Linked DNA regions of Homo sapiens: region 1 is linked to region 2. The links are chromatin loops, found by intact Hi-C in ENCODE. Cell type or tissue: PC-3. All regions are shown on one strand. Links, peaks and the distances in the headings refer to the core of each region. The heading gives the core; the rest is flanking DNA. Region 1 overlaps CCDC192 (coiled-coil domain containing 192). Region 2 overlaps SLC12A2-DT (SLC12A2 divergent transcript).

Region 1 (8,473 bases), core at 424-8,423, 110 kb after region 2:
GTGCCAGGGTCTCACCTTTCCTTTCATTTGGCTGGAGCTGTGCTGTCCAATACAGTAGTCACTAGTCACATGTGACCATTAAGCAATGGAATGTGGCTAGTCTGAATAAAAATGTGCTTTAATGTAAAATACACATTTGACTGGGAGATTTAGTTTAAAAAATGTTAAATACTTCAAATTTTCTATATTGCTTATGCATTAAAATGATAATATTTAGAATACATTGTGTTAAAGAAAATGTATTTTTAAAATAATTTAACTGACTTATTTTTATGTTTTTAAAAATGTGGCTCCTAGAAAATTTAAAATACATGGCTTGCATTTGTGGCTCCCATTATATTTCTGTTGGATAATGCTGGGCTAGCATTTCCTTCCAGATGAGCTCTCTCTGAAACCCAGGTGGATGTGTTACCTGGAGATGGCTCTAGTTAACCTGCACAGATATTGTTTGAGAGGGAGGATCTCTGGTCCTCAAGCATTGGCACACAGATTATTTTTCTGTTACCCCAGAGGATGGAGTCATGGAAATCAAAGTTTGGCAAAAAGTGATGACTGCCAATTAATTTTATTTGCTGGGGAATGGGTGATTTCTTGCCTGAATGCACTACCACAGCAAAGCTGCCCCACCTTAAGCAGGTGTGTAGGTACCCAGGTAGCAGGCTTTTGTATCCGTGACTGACAGTAATGTTTCTCTCAGTCCCTAAGCTACTCCTTAAACTACATAAGAAACTGATTCAGGTGGGTCGAAGTGAGTTTCATCAGGAGTAGGAGAAGGAAAATGGCAGCAAAGTGGCCAGGGAAGATGCTGAGGAGAGGAGCAGTGAACAGTGGGGGATGCAGGGCCTCAGCAGGGGGCAGGGGTGGAGGGGGGTGCATTGGAACCTCACTGTGCCTGTCTGACGTCTTCTTCCTCTTTGACTTCTCCTTCCATCTTTTCTCTCCTCAGTTTTTCCTCTGCTTTTAGAATGAGTTATTTTCAACGGATTTGTACAATGAAGAAAGGAGTTTAGTGTCACCCCTGGTCAAACTGGTCAAAACGTTTTTAGACAATGCAGTATAGGTAGAGTTCACCCAGCTCTAATGATACAGCAGCAAAAATGCGGCGAAGCGGCATTGCATAGGCAGTCACGGTCACTAGGACCACATCGCCCTTCTGGAAGAGAGTATTACAGGGAGAAGGTGGAAAGAAAATGAGAGGAGAAGCAAGTGTCTAGGCAGCTTGGGCTGCTATCACAAAGTACTACAGATGGGGTGGCTTAAACAAGAAACTTTTTTATAGTTCTGGGGGCTGGAAGTCTCAGATCAGGGTGTCAGGATGGTCAGGTTCTGGTGAGGACTCTCTTCCTGGCCACCTTTATGCTGCGTCCTCACATGGCAGAAAGAGAGAGACCAAAACCTCTCTCATATCTCTTCTTATAAGGGCACTGGCTGCATCATGAAAGGCCCACTCTCATGAACCCATCCAAGCCTAATTATTTCCCACAGGCCCCATCTCCAAATGCCATCTAGTCGGGGGCTAGGGCTTCAACACAGGAATTTTGATGGAGACATAATTCAGTCCATAGCACAAGAAGAGGACAGTCAGAAAAGGGGTAGAGTAGATGCTGAAAAAAAGAGAGATGGCATGAGGATTCCCATTGTACTGTTCTCATGTATTAAATGAAAATACTAATAGACAACCTAAAGACATACTAAAATTAAAAAAATTCTCATACAAGTATATTTTACTACTAGTCTCTTTACACATATAAAACACAAATATTTTGTTCCATTTCTAAATACATTACAACTAACAAAAGTGTTTAAAACTCTTTAGCAAAGTGGGGGACTTCAAGAGCCTCAAGTCCTATTTGTATTGGAAAGTGCCCAAGGCCACCCCAGTGAGTTTTCTAGAATCTACCACTAACCATCTCACTCCTCTCCCCCCATCTAGTCTCCCTCATCTGTAACAGGAAGTGATGTGTGTCCCCAAAGTCCTGACAGCTCTACATGTCCCACACTTCACACACCTGTGGTCCCTCATAGGCTTCTGCTGGCAGCTCAGTCTTGCCAAGGCGGGTCTCCCGGAAGCCTGGAGGTGCTGTTATCTGACCAGATTTTCTCAGCCTTAACCCCACACCCACAGGATCCAGGAAACCCAGAGATTGCAACAAGAAAGGCTCTTCTATGTGAGACGGAGGAAAAACCTGATTAGCAACAGTGAGGGTATAAACTCATCACTTTCGCCACTACTGAAGGGGTTTTTACAGTCATACATCATTCTTCATCATTTTCCCTCTTTCTTCTATGACTTAAAATAGATGTAAGTCAGGACTGAGAATGATGGTGTACAGTTCTCGCAAAAAGACTATAGGGGATGGCCGGTGGGAATTGGGCAGGGTTAGAAAGATTTAGTGAGAGGAGAGGCAGTCCCAGCATTCTGCCTTCGGCTGACCCAGGCTGTACTCACTTTTCTATGTCAGCCTTGAAAGACCAAAGGCCCAGAAGAAAATATGACCTTGCCTTTGGCCATTTCCAGCTTCCTGTTCTTCATACCCTCAAAACCTTTATGCTCTGAGAAAAGTGACATGTGAAAGTTACATCAAAAATGACTAATAATAACTAAATAGATAACAATAGAGGTGACTGTAGTTGAAGGAGTACCTTAAAAGACTGAGCGTTGACTACATTTTTGGGGTGATCTAGCCTCATCTGCTACCAGTATAGGAATTATTTCTGTAACATCTCTTTGATAATTTTTTTTCTTTTCTTTTCTTTTTTTGAAACGGAGTTTCGCTCTTGTTGCCCAGGCTGGAGTGCGATGGTGCGATCTTGGCTCACCACAACCTCTGCCTCCCGGGTTCAAGCGATTCTCCTGCCTCAGCCTCTTGAGTAGCTGGGATTACAGGCATGAGCCACCACACTCGGATAATTTTGTATTTTTAGTAGAGACGGGATTTCTCCATGTTGACCAGGGTGGTCTCGAACTCCCAACCTCAGGTGATCCACCTGCCTCGGCCTCCCAAAGTGCTGTGATTACAGGTATGAGCCACCGTGCCTGGCCTCTCTTTGATAATTTTCTAAGCAAGTGGCTCTCAGTCACTGGTGTCCCTCCAGCTCTTCAGAGGTTGGCTGCCAATTGTAATCAATGAGTTAAAAATCTGAATTTTGTGATCACTGCAGCTGTACACTGTCACAGAGAGACCTGACAGAGGGAACACTGCCATACATAGACTGGGAAAACAGTGGGGCATCACTTGTTGCTAATCAGAGCAAGAAGGAGTGGTTTCATATTAGGTCAACATACCTAGAATGTGTGAAAACATTGCTTCACGAGTCCAAGATGTTAACACTTTTCTGTAAACAGTGATGCAGGGCTGAAAAGTGACCCAATGAATAGGAGGAAGAGTTCTTTTAGATTTTCTAAATACTTCTTGCTAAAAAGGGATATTCCCCTTTTGATTTCTTTATGGGTGCCACCAAAAAGTATGCATTGAACAGAGAAATGCTGAGAAGCACTGATCTAATTTCTGACCCAACTACCTCTAACAATGGGAAATATACTTGTTGCTAGCCAGATCCCAAGTATCCTCCATAGTCATCTTCTTGTTCATTCATTCATCCAATAATTATGTTTGGGAACCTGCACATAGAGAATAAATAAGATAAAATGTTGGCTCCACAGCTGCAGCTTCACAGTGAAGTAGGGGAGGGGCAGCACTGAGTTAGGCCCTAAAGGGCATTTGGGATTAGCCTAAACAAACACCTCAGCTGGGTACTCACTCATGAAGGTTTACTTTTCCCTCTGCCTTTCAAGCTAATGACTAAGGCTGCCAAGTATTTACTCAACAAGAAAGACCCAACAAGGATCACCGGTGAGGTGATTAAATACCTCATTCCACCAGAGCCACCCAGGATTGCTGTTTGGATTAAAAGACAATGTCAGCTTCCTCCTCTGTACAAATGCCCACTACTCTGACTCACTATGGGGCTGGTTTTGAAAGTTATGTATTATTTGTCTGCAACCACCACAGAGTCCAGGGTCATCTCTTGCCATACTTGGACTTGCACATACTTGGCACAGCTTTAGGACATATTCTTTAGAAATATATCCCTCCCACTTAAATTGACAAACCTAAACAAAACTTTTTAGGTTTTCTATCCTCTAGATTTTTACAGTGAACGTTTGCAAATGGCTATTCTCTGAAATAAATGATTCACTTATTTTTTTTGTATTGTAGTACAAATATTTTTCTTTTTGAAAATCAAATTAGTCCTATGTCTTGAAGTTTCATCTGTCCTCCCCTTTTAATGTTTTTACTTGTAAAGAGACCAATCTATAGTGCCAAGTGACTGACTTCAAAGGTACTTCAATTTCCTTCCACTAAAGCTGTCAACATTTAGGATCCATCTGAAGTAGGCACGTGTTAATTGATTTGGAAAAAACAAGCAGCATTATAAGAATACAATTGGTTGGCAAAGAGGTTTGGTCACTAAAAAGAATTAAAATGTAGTATATAAAATTAGCTAGAAACTTTTGATAATATAATGAAGATCAGTCTTATAATAGTTATATTTTAGAGGAAAAATTCGAGATGTAATGGCACAGTGGAGAGAATATATGTTTTCACCTAGCAACAGGCCCAAACCTGAGAGTTTAAGAAGATCTGTCTGTTTTAGTAAGTGACTTAGAAGGGAACAAATACTTAGTTGAGATCATGATGGAAGGGCTGCAGCCTGAATGACATGGGGTAGTGCTCCTGAGAGCAGTGGATCAGAGAGCCTGTAGAACACCCAGTGAAAAGGAAAACAAGAGGCAAGAGAGACCATGTAGGAAGCAGTTGTTGCCTACTGCTCATCTGGGCCTTGAGAAGTTGTGGTGCCTGCATATCTCAGTCTGCTTAGGATGCCTTAGTTTATAAACAACAGAATTTTATTTCTCATAGTTCTGGAGACTGGGAAGTTGACGATCAAAGTGCCGGCACGTTCATTGTCTAGTAAGGACCCATTCCTCATAGATGGTGCCTCCCAGCTGTGTCCTTATATGGTGGAAAAGCCAATAGGCTCCCTCAAGATTCTTTTATAAAGCATTACTCCCATTCATGAGGGCTCTGCCCTCATGACCTTGTCACCTCCTAAAGACCTTACCTTTTAATAGCAACCCACTGGGGATTGGATGTCAACATACATATTTTGGAGGACCACAAACATTCAGACCCTAGTACTCCACCAGTCTCCAGACCAGAGTGAGGGGCCTGGCTGATGAAGACACTTCTAGGACTTGTTTATGGTTTAGTGAACACGTAGAATGAATGAAAAACACTTGTCTCTAACCACTCGCATCACTCATGTGGCAATTAGATGCTCTCACGGTGAGAGGTGTGTGGGAGTTAAGCAGACCAAGAGAAATACAGATTCCTATCTTACTTCTTATGCTCAGTCTGAGGCATATACTCACTCCAGTGCCCATGCTCATCATTTATTTAAGTGGTAATTCCCTCTCGCCTAGTATTTAAGTATCGCAATAGCTTCTTCTCTGGTCACCCTGCTTCTGCTACTTTAGGCTGGTTTCAACTCTGCACAGAGAGGTCCCATCAAAATATAAGTCAGGTCTTGACACTCTCGCCTACAATCCTCCAGCGACTTTTCGTCTCATGCAGACCAAAGTCTCACACTGATCTTCAAGGCCCTATGTGATCTGGGACCTCTTTACTTCGATAGCACGTAACCTATTCCTCCTTCCTCCTCTCCAGAGTAAATGCAACATTTCCTCTGCTACATTTCCACAATTCTCACTGCTGTTCTACCAGGCCTGGCATGTTCTTATCCCAGGGACTTTGCATTTACTATTTCCTCTGCCTGCACAATTGTATACCTGAGGCATACATGGCTAGCTCTCTCAGTTCCTTCAGGTCTTCAACCCTCCAAAGTCACCTTCACACAGTGAAGCCTTCCCTGGCCATCTTACCTACAATTTCAACCCAAGCCCCATTGCTGAACACTTCACATCCATGTTTTCTGCCTTGTTTTTACTGACATGCTGTATCTGACTATTCTAGATCTGGTTTTTATCTTGTTTGCAGTCACTCTCCCCTCGTGGAATGAAAGCTCCATGAAAGCAGAGCTTTTTTATTGTTTTGTTCAGTACTGTATCCCCTGTGCCCAAAATAGTGCATGGATTGTAGTGATGGTCATTTGTCAAGTGAATAAATAAATGAAAGTTAAGTGCATATATAACACAAATCACCTAAGAAAGCATCAGCCCGAAGGTTACAATTGCTGTATCTTTAGGGTGGATACAACAATATCCTAGATTCCCTCCCCAGGAGTATTTTTTTCTTCAAATAATGCTTTCACTACTGCATTAGAAAAAATAAACTGGTGGCCGGGCATGGTGGCTCATGCCTGTAATCCCAGCACTTTAGGAGGCCGAAGTGGGAGGATCACCTGAAGTTGGGAGTTCGAGACCAGCCTGACCAACATGGAGAAACCCTGTCTCTACTAAAAATACAAAATTAGCCGGGCGTGGTGGCGCATGCCTGTAGTCCCAGCTAGTTGGGAGGCTGAGGTGGGAGTATCACTTGAACTTGAAAGGCAGAGGTTGCAGTGAGCCAAGATCGTGCCATTGCACTCCAGCCTGTGCAACAAGAGTGAAACTTTGTCTCAAAAAACCCACAACAAACTGTTGTCATTGCATGTAATATCACTGAGTTTACTTTTTTTTTTTTTTTTTGAGACGGAGTCTCACTCTGTTGCCCAGGCTGGAGCGCAGTGGCACGATCTCGGATCACTGCAACCTCTGCCTCCCAGGTTCAAGCGATTCCCCTGCCTCAGCCTCCCAAGTAGGTGGGACTACAGGTGCGCACCACCACTCCCGGCTAATTTTTTTTTTGTATTTTAGTAGAAACAGGGTTTCGCCATGTTGGCCAGGATGGTCTCGATCTCCTGACCTCGTGATCCACCTGCCTCGGCCTCCCAAAGTGCTGGGATTACAGGTGTGAGCCACCGTGCCCAGCCTACTTTCTTTTTTGATAGAAAACAGAAAGTTAGAAAAATTGATCCCCTAGATGTCTTCCCAATCTAGGATTTAGATTTCTATAAGCTGTAAAAATTGTTCCCCAAGTCTGGCACTGGGAAATCTCTGTTAATATGGAGAATCCAAGATCTCATCCTTGAAATTCTGCTTGAGTGACTCTAGAAGGGTGCCTGGGAATCTATATTTTTACAGAGCTTCCCAAGGAAATCTGATGATCAGCCAGGTTTCTACAAGTGAATTTCTGCTGACCTGCAAGATTTATGGTGAACCAAGATTTGGCTAAATCCTAACAGGTAGGCCAGAAATCACCAGGCAAGCCTATTCTTGACAAGGCTGCAATATGCACAGCTGGAGGAGGGAGAGCACATCTATTGTGCTGGCTACTTGACAAAGCTTTGCCTTTAAATGTTACTAGCTGATTGAATGCATCCATGGTCCTTGCAACCCAGCCCCGCTGCTTTAATTAGCTTACATCCCAACAATATCTTGCCAGTTCCAATTTGGCTAAATTATCTCCAGAACATACAGAAAAAATGATGAGTGTTCAGGGGTTTGTTTCTGTTTTTGCTTCCATTTCTGTTTCAGTGGATGAATAGATCTATTTCCTTAGACTCTCTTTTCCTTCCTATGGGTAGGGGTGGGAAAGAGAGGATGAGCCAGAGGGAGAGGAAGGAAGAGATTGGACTTTGGGTTGGAAGCACAGTGACTCCCCAGCTTCCACAGAAGTTTAACAGTTACCACCACCATGCAGGGAGGAAGTGAATCCCCCACTCCTGAGAATCTGAATCCAGGCCCTTATTCCTGGAGCTTGCTGGAGTCAGCACATATGTCCAAGAAGACTGATAAGAACAGTATCACAGAAAGATGTTTGCATACACATCTTTGCTAGCACAGGAAAGGCTGGCAGGGTGTTGGTCGTTTGTGCGGAAAAGCAAGTGATGATGTCTCAAAGATGACGCCACAAAATGAATATAGGCTTGTGGAAGGTGGGGGTAGGCCCCAGTGGCCAGACATTGGCTGGTGAGCAGAGTGCAGTGTGTATCCCATCTTCTATCTACTCTCCAGTAGCACAAAGTGCTCCATTAGGATTGAGGGTAGGATAACCTAGGCTAACTTACTTAGCTCATCAGTTCCTTTCTGGGGCAGAGTTCCTTCCCACCCACTGCAGGGTCTCAGGCCACATCAGAATATTTTACAGAAGGGGTTCTTGGTAAGGTTGAGAAGACTGTTAGCATAACCATGTACCTGAGTTATACCAAGAGGAAGTCAATCTGAGCAGAAGAAAGGGTTTCTGGAATCTCTCTTACTTCCTCCTATGAGTAGGACCTGAAGTCTCCTCCCACAACTCTGGCTTTGAAGAGAATAATGGATGGAATGCAGTGACCAGCAGCCTGGCCAGAAGCCACAAGGTAAAAATGGACACTGGTGGGAGGTTAGGAAATTCCAGGAGGGAGAGTC
Region 2 (8,473 bases), core at 206-8,205:
CACGCAGGAAGACACAGATGCCTTCTTTATTCCTCCTGTTATGGCTCCACAGAACTCCAGAAACCTAGAAGGATATTGAATATGTAGCAAACAGGATCAAACAAGTAACTTCAGTGGCCTGCAGACCTATTTACTTTTAGATAAGTTCTCTAATCACACCGCTATCATTGTATCCCTAAGAACATATAAACCAAGCCCCAGTAATGACTATAAAAGACATGTTACCAAATTATCAGTACACACCCAAATACTGCTGCTCCAAATAATCAGGTCACCAAGGAAAGAAAATTATATTTTAACTAAAGATATTCTAAAAAATCAAAAGATGCTTTCACATGACCTTTAAAAACAATCATAAGCATAAATCAAAGCAGATGTTTATCTTAAGGGAAATGTGATATACATTCTTTTATTTCTCCCCTTTGGGATAATTTTTAATTGTTAAAAATTATACAACTAGTACGTGTACACTACAAGAAATTAGAAAATACATAAAGCCAAAAGTACAAGAATTATAAGATCTCTTGATGCTATTATTCAGAGATCCTATGTATAAGTTCTGGTGTATATCCTTCCAAATATTTCTTTTGGTGTATACTTACATAAACTGTAGCTGGTATATTGCAAGCTTTAACAGTCTATAATTAAAAACTAGGCTTGTATGAATATTTGACACCCAGATTATTTCCAATTGTTGTGTAGTCTATCTATCCTGATCTCCAACAGGTATCTATCACCTTCTTTCCTCCCTGCCCTGGCTCCTCTGGGTCCATGTTTACTATTGCGGTTCCTGAAGGAACCTCATCATCACCATTGTTGATGGTGTCCCCTACCTGTGTGAAGGTTCTCATGGGGCTTAGAAGGCTGGCAAATATCTTGCAGGCCTCGAAACAGCATTGCCATGTGCCATGACTCTCCTTTAGCTTCTTAGAGCTCAGTTCCCTATCAGCAATCCTGCAAACAAACACGAATGTTTATTTGTAAGAACAAGTGACATTTTTAAGACAATGAGATCTTAAGCTAAATATATAAAATAAAACATTTATCTCGAAGAGACTAATACTTGTCATACAATAAGAACAGTTAGCTTACCCATACAGCCAGCCTCCTGTGTGAACCTCTTTGTGCTAAAACACTCAAGTTTTGGGGGCTCACCATCTCCAACATCTATCCAGGTGAGAGATCAGTGTAATACTTACATCATTAAATGGCCTATGGAGGATTTTCAGGTCAAACAAGCAACAATCTGCCCTAAAAGCAGATCCAATAACTGCAAAAGAAACAACAGTAAAATCCAGTTCACTGCTTTGACAATTATGTAGGTTCTTATCTTCTCCATCCAGGTTTCAATTGTCCAAGTTTCAGTAAAGGTACAAGTTTAAAGTTCTTGCTCCTTATTAGCTGTCTGAGCTATTAACTCTGGTTCCTCTGAGGAGGGTCTTTACTATAGGTTGGGAATAGGAAAGGGGAACTTTTCCATTTTAATGCTTGAGGCATATGTAGACTTTTAAGTTGTTGCAGTGTAGACATATTTATATATTAGTGGCATTTGTGGATCACAAGGTCAGGAGATCGAGACCATCGAGACCATCGAGACCACTGGCTAACACAGTGAAACCCTGTCTCTACTAAAAATACAAAAAAATTAGCCAGGCATGGTGGTGGGCACCTGTAGTCCCAGCTACTTGGGAGGCTGAGGCAGGAGAATGGCGGAAACCCAGGAGGCGGAGCTTGCAGTGAGCCGAGATCGTGCCACTGCACTCCAGCCTGGACGATAGATTGAGACTCCGTCTCAAAAAAAAAAAAAAACTGCCAATATCACTACCAACAAAACAAAAGTAGAGATCCAGCCCCAAACATGTTGAAGCAGTCAGAACAAAGCTCACGGTGTATCTCTTTTTAATACACTATTACTAAACTGGTTACCTCTTAACAGGACTCTGTAAAAGTAAGATGCTGTTCTTGTTATTCTCAGATCTTATAAAACTCACATCACTTAGGATTCTTACGGTTGCATATAACAGAAACCCAACTGAGAAAACTTAAGACAAATGGAAAATTTATTAAAAGACTATAAGTGTGAGTTATGGAAACCTGCTACTGCAGCATATCCAGGCCTCTAGTATCTTAATGGATGGGAAAACTGCAGGTAACTGTATCAGTTAGCTAACGCTGCATTACAAGCCACCCTTATAAAAACCACAATTTACTATTTTTCACAAGTCTATGGGTTGGCTGGGCAGTTCTGCTCATCTGGACTAGGCTTGGATGATCTCAGGGGGCATCTCTTTGTCTCTTTAGTCAGTTGGTGGGTCAGCTATCTCCTGGCTTTTTAGGATGATCTTGGCTATGGCACCATAGCTATGCTTCTTATCCTTCCAGCAAGCCAGCCAGGCATGTTCTTAGGGAGAAGATGGGTCAAAGATAAAAACTGTAAATATGAAAAGCTTCTTGTGATTAAGACTTGAAACTAGCATTCTGTCACTTTTGCCAAGTCACAAGTCCAGTCCAGATCTAAGCGATGGGCCACTGGCTCCACCTCTTGTTGGGAAGACCTGCAGTCATAATGTTAAGGGAGTGGCATACAGGAAGGGGAATAAAGAATTGGGGACAGTTATGGAATCTGTCTCCTGTAGTAAACCAGGGAAGGGTTGCTTATTCTTCTTTTACTGCAGACCAGCTTTCTCTTTTACCTGGTCCATGTAGTACTGTAGTAAATGGCCACTGCTACCAGCTTCCAAGTTTACTTTTTTTTGAGATGGAGTCACCCAGGCTGGAATGCAGTGGCATGACCCCAGCTCACTTCAGCCTCTGCCTCCCAAGCTTAAGTGATCCTCCCATCTCAGCTTCCTGATTACCTGGGACTACAGGTGTGCACGACCACACCTGGCTAATTTTTTGTATTTTGGGTAGAGACGGGGTTTTGCCATGTTGCCCAGGCTGGTCTTGAACTCCTGAGCTCAGGTAATCCTCCCGCCTCAGCCTCCCAAAGTGCTGAGATTACAGGTGTGAGCCACTGCTCCCGGCCCAAGTTTATATTTTTGCTGTTCAAGAAGATAGGCGAAAACTGAAACCTCTACCTACACCATATAGCCTAGAAGAGATCTCAGTGGCTCATCTTGAGTCAGATGCCCACTCATGGTTCAATAAACTATGGTCTAGAAGACAGGGTCATATGGATGTTTCTATTACAGCCATACAGATGGAAAGAGAATAGAGGATAATTATCAGAGAAGGAAATAGCAACACAAATGTTATTCAAATATAATTACAGAACTTACAAGTGGTTCCAATGTGTCTTCAATTATTTTAGGAGAAATATCCTTTTGCAGCTATGGCTTAGGTCATGAACAAAAGAGGAAGATGGATCCCTGTGCTAAGCAAGAGCCTGGGTTCTAGTATGAGACTGCCTATGTTGGTATTTCCCATCTGCTACATCCTGATTATGTGATGTTGGGCAAATTCTTGAGCTCTTTGTGATGCAGCTACCTTATTAGTAAAATTGGGAAGAAAATGATTCCTGCCTTGTAGATTGTTAAGAGGATTTAATTAGCAAATGGATAAGATATGTGTAACAGTGTCCATACATTAGTAAATGCTCAAAAAATGTTAGCTATTGATATTGTTATTACCATTAAAGAAAAAGTGGTGAACACTGAGCATAAAATTCAGCAGTATAGCACTTGTCATTCCTGTCTATTAACCCTCATTGTCCAATGTATTTGCTAGGTGCTGGTAGAGATTCCTAGTTTGAACTTAAATTAAATTTGTCACAGGATATCCTTATTGGAAATCCCAGATATGTGTTTACCATTCTGACTATTAGTCTTCTTTTTTTATTTTTTTATTTTTTTGGGTGGTGGGGACAGAGTCTCACTCTGTCGCCCAGGCTGGAGTGCAGTGGTGTGATCTCGGCTCACTGCAAGCTCCGCCTCCCGGGTTCACGCCATCCTCCTGCCTCAGCCTCCCAAGTAGCTGGGACTACAGGTGCCCGCCACCACGCCCAGTTAATTTTTTGTATTTTTAGTAGAGATGGGGTTTCGCTGTGTTAGCCAGGATGGTCTTGATCTCCTGACCTTGTGATCCACCCATCTCAGCCTCCCAAAGTGCTGGGATTACAGGCATGAGCCACCGCGCCCAGCTATTAGTCATCTTTTTAAAACATTCCTCCAGGTTTATGTGTGTATGCTCACAAAAGACACAAAGAGTTAAGTCAAAATGTACGGAGACCAGGAAGGCGAGTCTATCAGTAGCAGCAAAATGAAGATGTGAACAATCAGAAGTTTGAGGATCAGACAGTGACCTTCTGCTCCAGGCTACAGTAAATCAGAAAGGCACAAAATTTTGAAGGAAGAAAAAAGATTCATCTTTATATATATTTTTTCCCTAACTGCTATACAAAGCCCCAAAGCCTGGAAGTGTTAATTATTATATGATCAATAGTCCTAGCCAAAAAGAAAAAGAAAATATTTAAATATTGAAAGATTAATTATAGATAATTTAAGTCATATGACATAGAATGCAAATAGGAGTTTGGCGGCCACCAAATCAAGAACTTATTTTAGCAAAAATAAGAACTGTCTGTTTAAAATTTTAAAAATTTACTATGTAATTATTTTGAAGGTCAGATTTTATCAAATGAACCCAGTCTAAAACTACATGCAAAATATTATGAAAATGTATTAAAATAGCTTCTTCTGTTTTATTTACCACACCTACATTCTTTGTGCATATTCACATAGGAAGCAGCTAGAACTCAAGCAGGCAATTCCTTTATCTCATCAAAAATAGAAGCCAATAGTTGTAATGACTCACTTGTTTCCTTCTGCTTTCAATCCTTATCTTGGGACCACAGATTGCATTAGTTTTTTAAGTAATTGTACATCTTTTGTGAAGCACTTTGAAGTGGTCTGGCCATGTTTAGAATTCCTAAACAAAGCTAAGTTTGTGACTGAGCCCTATCTCTTTAATGCCACACTTAATATGATTTTGAGATCCTGCACAAGTCACTGACAAAAGGATCAGAGCCAAGCTCTTAGTTAAATTAAGAGATTTTCCTATAGTTCAATTTGTCATACTTTTCTTCACTTCTAAAATATACTATGAGCATGTCTAATTATAAATTCTTGGTAACTTGATGCTTAGAATTTTTTTCTTCTGTATTGTCCTTGACACCAATTTCTTTTTTCTCTGCATGAAATATAATTCAGAAGTTTGAAAACAATGAAGGTCCATATGAGATTAACCCAGGCACAATGGATTTGACTATTAATACAATGTTAAAATGTGTGGAGTGGAGTGTAATGGAAACTGCTAGTAGCTCCCCCAAATCCATTTTCCGCTTAGTCTGTATTAACAAAGTCCCGGTGTCCATCTGGGTACATGGCTGCCCCATATCAAAGCTATGTTTCTTAGCCTTCTTTGCAGCTGGGTATGGCCAAGTAATTCCCTTCTGGACAATGGGATTTAAGTGGCAGTCATGTTTGACTACCTTTGGACTTTCATGTGAGAGTGTTAATTACCTCCACACCTCACCACCCATCTGCATTTCATTCAATAAAGGAATAGTGGGAAATGATAATAAAGTAGTTATTATTAGTAATTAGTGATTATCATTGGGTACTATAAAGAAGCATGAGAGAGAGCTAACCATACCTCAGTCTGTAAACAGAGTGACAGTCCTGAGCCTTCACCTGCATTCTTAATTTTAATAGAAGCAGATCCATCCTTAAAAATACAAAATATTTGTAAACTGATGGTTACTTTTCAATTGAAGGTTATCACGTATTTTAGACACTACCCACTGATTTGCCTCTGTTAAAGGTGAAAAATGGGAATTGGATCCAAATCATGGCAAGAGAGATTTGGGCTATAAAGATAAATTTAAGGAAGAATTTAAAATACTAAAAATGATTAAAATCTACATAAAAGACCTCAATTTTGACTATATTTGAAAACAGGATAAACAGATGCATTTTGTATTCCAGTTTCTTCAGTCTCCTTTCTGATACAGAGTTGGATGAGTCCCCTACATATTGCATTTATTTAAAATTATAGAAGCACTTTTCTGTGAAAATAAAATACAGTATCTTTTCTTATTTTTATGTTTCTAACGAGCATTACTTTAAAAATTGTATTCACATTCAGACATAAGTGATTCTTAGGGAAGATCAAAAAAAAAACACAGGCTTACATTTTCATTTTTGTTGTGCAATTCTTAGGTAGTCAACTAAGTATATATTTAATCATATCAACGCATCCAGTTAAGCTATAATTTCTAAGCCATCTTACAGGTCATATAAAGGACAAAGATATCTTCATTGCACACTGTAAATATTTTGTTTAAAACATCAGGTAAGATTGGATATAATTATAGTTTTCTTTATCAAATTTAGAAGGCTGTCAACCACAGCACACATTCATTCCACTAGTCATTTTAATCAAGTCTGAAAAGCATAGGGCAAACATCACTCCAATCAGTTGTCATCTAGACCCTGGGGCAAATATGCTTAAGCAATGCTGAATTCTCCTGGACGTGAGAAAAGAAACAACTGTGAGAAGAATCTGCACTTCCTTGTAGTAGCCTCTGCAAATTCTTGAATGCTGGCCATCTCCTTTCACTAGAAAAAAAAATGAGGCAATTGATGAATTTCTGTTAATTCTACTACTCCTACAACAATAGCAAAACTGATGCTATTTTTTTCTATTATTACTTGAAAGAAATCTTGTAGAACAATCATATTTCTTTAAATATATCTGGGCAGCTGAATCCCAGGGTTTTTTCCTAAGTTTTACGAACACACACTATGAAGATATGATAACCAAACCAGCACGTTTCCTGACTCTTCTATCTTCTCTCTAATTTTGATTATATTCTACTCATACTGAACATTGACTTGGATAAAACATAACATCATTGCTGAAGCATTCTTCTAATATCTTACCATGATAGTCTTTATACATTTTTAAAATTATTTTTTTCTGGTGAAGAAAGGAAGATGGACCAGGAAGTAGGAGACGTATATTCAATTTTCTGCCTGTGACCTTAATTTGTAGTGTGACTTTGGGCACCCAGGGTTGCAATGTGCATGGCTGTCTTATCTGTACTATGAGGAGAGTTAGGCTAAAAGATTTCGGGATATTTTCCTCTAAATTACAATATGCCAAAGTTAACAATTTAAACAAATGTTTAAAAATATTTGTTTATTTGGTATACTCAGGTAAATATCCCTTCTTTTTTGTTTGTTTGTTTTTTGCTTTAAAAACTATAAACCCTAGAAATGGTAGCACTTATGGTTTAATTTTAGTGGGAATTTGAAGAGGATCTTTATTGATGTTAAAAAAAATTGTAACCATACACCTCTCTGAAATGAGTTTTTGGATTCAGTATGATTATTTTATACTTGATGAGAATTCAGATATAGAGCCAGAAGTTACAACTCAGAGTTATACATGGCATAAGTTAAATAATGAACAAGTCTGCAAATTTATTACTAAAATAATATTTTTGTGGGTTTTCTTTGTTTGTTTTACAAACCCTAATAGTATGCCCTCTGAATTTACCAATGCTTAAACTTTTGGAGAATAAATGTGGCATTTTAAGAAACTTTATTCAGATTATTAGAAACTGTAGAAGTAAAAACCTTCTACGGTTGAGCTAGATCTCATTATAATGCAAAGTTTTGACATTAGCCATTTCTGCAACCTGCAGTGCTATTTTTCCGGTTCAGTAACCATTAACTGGCCATCTCAAAACCTATTCCTCTTTTTATTCCTATTAAGTCCCTCTCTCCCCCGCCTCTGCCCAGCCACTTATCCTGCCTCTCTGTACCATTGATTTATGGTGCAGCTCACTCTGACCTTTCTCCACCAGCTGCTGACCAGGCACTGAGACATCTCAAGGGAATACAAAATCCTGGGGGCTCGTAGAATCAGTGCAATCTGTCTATCTATCATCTACCAAATTTCTCTCTTCATTGGCTTTAGCTACAGAGCATTCTTCCATTATCGGATACATGTTGATGTTTATGTTGTATAATAAATACAGTTAACATCTTTTTATATCAACACCAAGTTTCTATTTTTCACAGATTTTACCCAGATCATCATCAGTTTATGTATTCTTTCTTGACCCTCAAACAGTTACCTGAAAACTAATCTAAATCAGAATCATGCATCAGAAAACTTAAAATTTTTTAACTTTGCCTCAGGATTTTTATTACCGCTTTCCTTAATTCTCAGCTGATTTATATTGATTTTACAATTCTGCAGAGAAAATGCCAGATTATTTGGAAGATAATAGCACAGTTTCATCAGCTGCTGAATGAATACAGATAAGGAAAGAAAGAACTATAACTTAAGGAGCACCTGATTTATAAGCAAAAGACAAGCACTTCAGACTGATTAGCCAACAGCTGTCTTCATTTTTCTGAGGAAAATCTTTGGAATATAGTATCATAGTCTCCTAACTTTA

What was found. Hi-C counts contacts between places; a loop is a spot of excess contacts. Peaks named below come from ENCODE experiments on the same cell type or tissue, not always from the same donor. Only the 100,000 strongest peaks of a DNase experiment are listed, where the experiment ranks them.
Region 1: it touches region 2 in a loop (6-fold over the local background); 2 of 110 quality-filtered maps call a loop at or near these places.

Annotation. Positions count from the first base shown.
Region 1 is chr5:127,930,393-127,938,865 of GRCh38, reverse strand. The region is part of intron 6 of CCDC192 (coiled-coil domain containing 192); the gene reads right to left. It overlaps LOC124901059 (a long non-coding RNA gene), which reads right to left. Exons shown (of 3, transcript XR_007058925.1): 3 at 3,552-3,622. Among named protein-coding and RNA genes, the nearest start is that of SLC12A2-DT, 150 kb to the left of the region's middle. RefSeq lists an enhancer at 3,478-4,131. In PC-3, for the core only: a CTCF peak has its summit at 3,665; DNase peaks (open chromatin) are centred at 2,175, 3,865 and 8,365; H3K27ac peaks cover 3,424 bases.
Region 2 is chr5:128,035,212-128,043,684 of GRCh38, reverse strand. The region is part of intron 2 of SLC12A2-DT (SLC12A2 divergent transcript); the gene reads left to right. Among named protein-coding and RNA genes, the nearest start is that of SLC12A2-DT, 44 kb to the left of the region's middle. In PC-3, for the core only: no CTCF peak of the experiment used is centred there; DNase peaks (open chromatin) are centred at 4,197 and 4,804; H3K4me3 peaks cover 295 bases; H3K27ac peaks cover 2,007 bases.